Linked DNA regions of Homo sapiens: region 2 is linked to region 1. The links are chromatin contacts, found by Hi-C in ENCODE. All regions are on one chromosome and are shown on one strand. Each heading gives the region's core, a stretch centred on a gene start or an enhancer-like site at or near the end of the contact. The rest is flanking DNA. Distances are from core to core; before and after follow the strand shown. Region 1 holds the start of HIF1AN (hypoxia inducible factor 1 subunit alpha inhibitor). Region 2 holds the start of TRIM8-DT (TRIM8 divergent transcript).

Region 1 (3,536 bases), core at 6-2,505:
TCACCATGGTTTTTTGTTTTAGTTTTTAATTTTGCAGAGACTAGCTCTCACCACGTTTCCCAGGCTGGTCTTGAACTCCTGGACTCAAGCAATCCTCCCACCTCGGCCTCCCAAAGTGCTGGGATTACAGGCATGAGCCACCCCCGCCGGCCTTGGCTTCTCACTTTGAACAAGGCTTATGCCTTCAGCCTCATCACTGATTTCACACAGACGATATTACTCCTTCCATTCACCTGCCTGACCCTTCTAGGCAACTAACTCTTTATGAGGAAGAAGATGGGAACCCAGAGATTCATAGCTCAAGTTTAATCATTCCCTCATCCCTCAAGCTACAGAACTAGCTGGCTGTAGCACCAAGAACCACTAAGAACTCAAACCCCTTAAAGGCTGGAAGACCAGACTACTCCTTCAACTGGAATCCAGAGATGGGAGAGGCCAATCTCTAATTGACCCAATTCTGCCACACCTTCAAACAAGTATAGGAAAGAAAAATGAGTGTCCTAAATCCAACAGAAAATTAAGCTTTCGGAATTTACCTCTCTTCCCCTCCTCGCTGCTGTATATCCTGCAGTTTCTCAACGAACTCATGAAATTTCATTTCTTCCCTGTTGGACCTCGGCTTAAAGTTCTGGAAATTGGCCATCTTCTTCTCATCATAGTACAAGAACTTGTGGGTGCTGGCACTGTACACAGAGAAGTCTCCATTGCCAATATTCTCTTGCAGGTATTCAAGGTCCCATTTCAGGGCAGGATACACAAGATTTGTGTCGGTCAGCACCACAGGCTCCTAAATGAAAACAACAGGTGAAAAACACCAAATGAAGTAATGCCAAGGAGCCGGTGGGTTGGCCTCCATGATCCCAACTACTTCTCAACTTCAGAATAATTTCTCCTGTTAATCAGCACGAACCCCTAAGTTCCGTATCTCCTCGCCTTTCTCTCCATCTTCCCATAGGCCCTAGTCTAGAGCCCTGCCAGTCTCCCATCTCTTTCACCATTCACCTCTGACCTCTCAACCGGGTACCTTCCTCCTCTCCCTTTAGACGCGGCCCCGCCCCCCACCTCATTCTCAATAAGCTCCTCTGCCCGGGGGTCGCTCTGACTCAGACGCGGAATGGGCCTAGTCGGGAAGCTATAACTGCGCAACTGGGATTCATCCCAGGCGGGGCCGAGGGCTCCAGCCTCCTCCCGGGGCTCTCCAGAGCCAGAGGCCACAGCCTCCGCCGCTGTCGCCGCCATCTCCGCCGCCAGGGACGGCCCCCACCGGAACCGGAAGCTCCGCCTATTCCGGACCCCAAAAAAAAAAAAACAAAAAAACCACACACCCAACGGAAACCATAGAGATGAGCTGCGAGAGAGAGCGGTCCAGAGACATAAAGAACGCGGAGCCGAGGCCTGAGGGTGCGCCTCCTAATGGTAGTATGCAGCTCTACATCCTAGGCTCCACTGCTGAAGAAATGGGGCTAGACACTAGTCCCACGGAATAGGGACGACCTGGTAGAGCAAAACACAAAAAAAGTTGCCCCATGTGCCCGAGTCTACACAAGAGTCAAAGAAGGAAGCAAGTTCAGTTAGGCATTAAACTTTACACTCATGAATGGGGAGAAAAGCAAACTCTTGACCCACCTAAAGAAGTCAGAAGGAAAAGCAGTGATCACATTGGTAGATGTAGAGCAAAGGCTGACTGAAGGCTTAGGCAAAAGATATACAGCAAGTTGAATTCTTTCAAAATCAAAGACAGTTTTCTTTTGTTTAGCATCATTTGATTTTTCTGCCTATATCACCATGTCTCCTACTTGAATATATGTTTGCCGTGAATCGAATGTTATTAGAGGCCAACCATGGACATCTCACATTTTCAAACAATCTATACTGATTATAAAAGGCCATATTAATACCTCTATTGCTTACTTGGACAGTTCTTATGGCTGGCTGTGAGAGGCCCAATTCTAAGATGTATCCCAAGATTTGTACCCTACGGTGTACACATCCTGTATACATTTCTCCCCTTAAAAGAAAACACGACTGTGAATATGATAGAGCATCACTCCTGTAATTAGGTTAGCTTATATGACAAGGATGTAATTAAAGTCCCTAATCAATTAACTTTAAGGCAGTCAAAAAGAGGTGATTTATCCTGGTGGGCTTCATCTTATCACTCTAGCCCTTTAAATCAGGGCTAGAGGTCAGAGACAGAATCTAAGAGATTTGAAGCCACAGCACAGCTGTCCTGTTCACCTTGAAGGAGCAAACTGCCATATGGCAGGAAATGGCAGGTGGACTCTAGGAGCTGAGAAAGGCTCCTGGGTGACAGCCAACAAGAAAGTGGGCACCTTAATCCTACAAATGCAAGTAACTGAATTCTGGCAACAACCACTGAACTTGGGAAAGGACACACACGGAGCCTCAGATGAGATCGCTAACCCAGCCAACACCTTGATTTCAGCCTGATAAGACCCTGAGCTGAGGACTCAGCCAACCAGTACCTGGACTCATGGAATATGTGAGAAAATAAATTGGTGTTTTGGGCTGCTAAATTTACAGTAATTTGTTATGCAGTAATAGAAATGAATGCACTGGCTTAACTATGTAATTATGCTACATAGTAACCATGCTACACCAAACCGATAATAGGGCTACCTCTGTGGAAGTGTTTGAGGCTGCAGGGGGCAATCAAGGCTTTCATTTTATCTGCAGTGTTTGAATTTTTTTTTTTTTTTTGAGCTAGGGTCTCACTCTGTCACCCAGGCTGGAGTGCAGTGATGCAATCTTGGTTCACTGCAACCTCCACCTCCCCAGCTCAAGCAATCCTCCTACCATAGCCTCCCAAGTAGCTGGGACTAAAGGCACACACCACCATGCCGGACTAATTTTTTTTCCTTCTGTAGAGAAAGGGTTTTGCCATGTTGCTCAGGCTGAATGTTTGAATTTTTACAAGAATGTATTAATTCATAACCTTGGGAATTAAAAATAAATTAGGCCAGGCATGGTGGCACATGCCTGTAATCCCAGGACTTTTCAAGGCTGAGGCAGGAGGATTACTTGAGCCTGGGTGTTCCAGATCAGCCTGGGCAACATAGCAAGACCTCATCTCTACAAAAAATTTTAAAAATTAGCTCGGTGCGTTGATGCATGCCTGTAGTCCCAGCTACTAGGGAGGCTGAGGTAGGAGGATTGTTTGAGCCTGGGAGGTGCAGGCTGCAATGAGCCATGATCATGCCACTGCACTCCAGCCTGGATGACAGAGCAAGATCCTGTCTTACTAAAAATAAATAAATTAATTAAGATCAAGAAGATTAAAAGAACTAAAATCAGTAATGAAACAGGGATATTACTGCTGACTTTACCCCCCAAAAAAAGCATATAAGGACATACTGTAAACAATTGTATGTCAAAAAATTACAGAACCTAGATGAAATGGACAGATTCCTAGAAAGGCACAAGCTATAATAGCTGATTCAAGAAGAAATGGAAAATCTGAATAGACCTGTAACAAGAGATTGAATTAGGAATCAAAAACATCCCATAAAGAAAAG
Region 2 (3,201 bases), core at 668-3,167, 2.1 Mb before region 1:
ACGGCCACCTGCTCGGCCTCGCAGTGGTAGAGGCGGTAGGCGTTGTGCTGCGGGCAGCTCCAGGCCCGCACGTCGTCCGCCTCCACCAGGAGGTGCCCGCGGGCGGTGGAGGGCTGCTGCAGGTGCGTCTGCACGTGGGACTGGCAGCAGGGCGCCTCGCAGCGCAGGCAGACCTTCTGCGCGGGCAGCGGGGGGCCGCGGCGGCAGAACACGCAGTGCAGCGCCGCCGGCGGCTTCTCCACGTGCAGGGCATTGAACTTCTCCACGATGTTGGTGAGCTTCAGGTTCTTCTCCAGGCCCGGCTTCTGGTTGTAGGCCTGGTTGCACTCTGGGCAGCGTACGAGGCCGCTGTCCTTGGCCCACGCCTCGCCGATGCAGCCCCGGCAGAAGTTGTGTTTGCACGGCAGCTGCACTGGCTCCACGAAAACGTGCAGGCAGATAGGGCAGATGAGCTCCTCCTCGAAGCAGTTCTTCCAATTCTCCGCCATGGCGGCCGCGGGCAGGGGGCCGGGGCAGGCCTCCCCGACTCCCCAGCCCCGGGGGTCCGTCCGGAGCCGCTGTAGGCCCACCGAGCCCCGAGCTCCGGCCCCAGCCGGCCCCGACGGTCGCTCAGTCAGCAGCGCCTTCCGCGTGCCCGCCCCCCGGAGGAGGGAGCCGCGGTCCTCACGCCGCGCGCGCAGCGGGCTGCGTCTCCTCCTCCTCCCGAGCGCCTAGCGGGAGGCGGCGGACTGCGCCAGGGCCGCGGCCGGGACTCCAGCCTTGGAGGGGAGCGCCGGGGTCCAAATTCCATATAAGAGGCCGCCTCCCCGTCGGCGCGGCTAGGGCAGTGGCGGCCCGCGGCCTGCGCTCGTCCCCGCGGCTGACATTGGGGCGCGCCCCGCGGCAGACGGAGCTTGGGAGCAGCACACTTCTTCCGGCGGCGGCGGCAGCGGCGGCTCCTGCCTGGCTCGTCGGCGCCGCACCTCCCTCGCAGGGGCCGGAGCCCGGGGTCTGCGGGGCCAGGAGGCGAGGGCGGCCGCGCCGAGGGCTGCTAGATCCGGACGGGGCGGGAGGGGCAGGCCGGCGGTCCCCGGGCCACGGTGCAGGCGTCCCCCGGCTGGCTGGCCGGGCGCGGGCTGCGGGGCGCGGGCGGGCCGACTCCGGGGCGCTGCGTGCGCGCAGGGGCAGTCATTCAGATGAAATTCCAGTCCCCGGCCAGAGACACCAGCCCGCCTCTGCCTTCCTCCTCCCTTCACAAATAGAAACGGAAGGGGGAGGGAGAGAAGTGGAAAAAAAGGCAACCGGCGAGGGAGGGAGGGAGAAGCCCCGGCGGCGCTCCGGCCTGACCCCCGGGCGGCTACTTCTGCGCTCCCCCGAGGCCCGGCGCCCCCGCCGCGGAGAGACCCCGCGCGCCCGTCTCCGCGCTGGGCGGGCGCCCGGGCTCTGCCGAGGAAAACAAGGATTGATCAAACTAGAAAGGAATTTTTCTCAACTGCTAATGAACAGGAGGCTCGGCTCCCGGCCCTCCCCTCCCCTCCCCCGGCCCTCCCCCTTCGCCCCCCCGGCCCCCTCCTCCCCACTTTCTTTTCTTCTCGGCCTCTGCTGGGGCCTGGAAGGCTCGGGGCTGCGGTCGGAGCCAGCCTGCGGCGGCGGGGCCAGGCCGAGCCGCCACCCTCAGCGCCCAGCCATCTTGGGCTCCGCGGCGGCGGCCGGGGTCTGGGCGCGCTCGCTGAGGGCCCCGCGGCGTCCTCTCGCTCCTGATTCTTTTTTTTTTTTTTTTGGTGGGATTTTTTTTTTTCCAAGGGGAGGGCTGGCGGCCTCCAACAAATTAGGAGAGAGAGAGGGAGAAAATGCCAAGTCCCGATTTCTCTCCACCTCTGCTCCACCCACCCCGGTCCTGTCCAAAAAATAAAAGAAGATGAGAATTGGAAGAAGTCGGCAGAAAGGCGAGAGCCCGCGGTCCCCGGCTGCTGCCCAGGCGACGCGTCCGGGGCGGGCCCGCACCCGTTGCTCGGTCCGAGGTCCGTCTGTCTGCCCGCGGCTTCTCAAGGGAGGGGAGGGCGCTTCGGGCAGGGTCTCCGCAGCCGCTGTCGCCTCAGAGCTTTATCCTCAGATCAAAAAAGAAAAAACAGGAAGAAAAAAATCCCAACCCCAACACTCTCATCACAGCCACCTTCAGCCATCTTGCGCGTATTATTATTTCAGGAATAATCTGTTTAATAAAAATACCTGCGTATCCAGCCCCTCCCCCGCGTCCTGGGGTCCCCGCCCCCTTTTAATAATAATCTCGATAATAAAAACGATCGGCGGGCCGGGCAGTCCGTGGCGGCCCTTTCCTGCCTCGACTTGCTCGGGCCCGGCTCTCCCCCCGCGAAGGGGCGCCCCGGGGTGGGGGTGCGTCCCCGTCACCCGCGCGGGGAGGAAAGGGCGCCCTCGCCGCCGCCGCGAGGAAGGCGGCGGCGGAGATGCCGCGGCCCGCGGGACCAGCCGGAGGGGCACTCGGGGGTCCCGGGGCCCCCGCCACGGCCCGGCCTGGGAGTCCGCAGCCGGCCGTATACAATGGGTTCGGAGCAGAGCGGGGCAGGCAGGGTGGGGAAACGGGAGGGCCAGGGGCTGCAGCGAGCCGAGCTCCCGGGCTGGGGCGGAAGGAGACGGGGGGTGGTGTCCCTACATCAAGGCCGGTCCCGCTACTCGGGAAGGGGGCGGAGAGCTGCGGCGCTGGGGGGCGAGGAGAAAGCGGCAGGCGGCGCCTTTAATCGGCACCCGCCGGTTCGGCCCACCCGGCACTGGCGAAAGAAACGGGCGCGGTGGGGGGGAAGGGGCGGGGCGTGCTTTCCGGAAGTACAGTTACAGGGCCGGGCGCCCGGCTCCTCCCCCTTTCCCTGTCGCGTTGGGGCTGTTCCGGAGGCTGCTCCTGCTATTGGCCCACAAGCTGAGGCTCCACCTCCCTAAGGCGGGGCAGACCCGAGAGTCTCACGTGACTCTCACAAACTTCGGTACATTAAACATTGGGATGGGAGGGGGTTTTCCGCGCTTGTTAAAAAAGCGATGATGCCACGGCGTAGTGGGACCACCTCTTCCTGGGCCTGAAGTGAAGACCCGTGGCTCTTTTTACCCAGAGGGAAAGGAGCGTTTGTCGGTCTGCTCAGCAGTCCGGTGGAACTGAGCAGGGAAATGCAAAGGTTCAGTGTGGGGAGATTTCCCGATGTCCTTAATACTTTT

What was found. A loop is a pair of places that touch in the nucleus more often than their neighbours do. Pooled maps may share reads with other maps.
Region 2: a loop to region 1 is called in a pooled map, with 9 times the contacts of the local background. The contact joins the promoter of TRIM8-DT here to the promoter of HIF1AN in region 1. A Hi-C loop is called at or near these places in 2 of 37 single-sample maps with no recorded cell type and 10 of 50 pooled maps.

The regions. Positions count from the first base shown.
Region 1 is chr10:100,533,662-100,537,197 of GRCh38, reverse strand. It overlaps HIF1AN (hypoxia inducible factor 1 subunit alpha inhibitor), which reads right to left and starts at 1,255. Exons shown (of 8, transcript NM_017902.3): 1 at 1,063-1,255; 2 at 537-787. The coding sequence starts at 1,239. RefSeq lists enhancers at 1,276-1,335, 1,406-1,495.
Region 2 is chr10:102,641,905-102,645,105 of GRCh38, reverse strand. TRIM8-DT (TRIM8 divergent transcript) reads left to right here and starts at 1,917. Exons shown (of 1, transcript NR_186489.1): 1 at 1,917-2,314. It overlaps TRIM8 (tripartite motif containing 8), which reads right to left and starts at 627. Exons shown (of 6, transcript NM_030912.3): 1 at 1-627. The coding sequence starts at 488. RefSeq lists enhancers at 248-377, 479-1,234, 1,235-1,989 and silencers at 478-1,457, 1,538-1,637, 1,908-1,967, 2,298-2,927.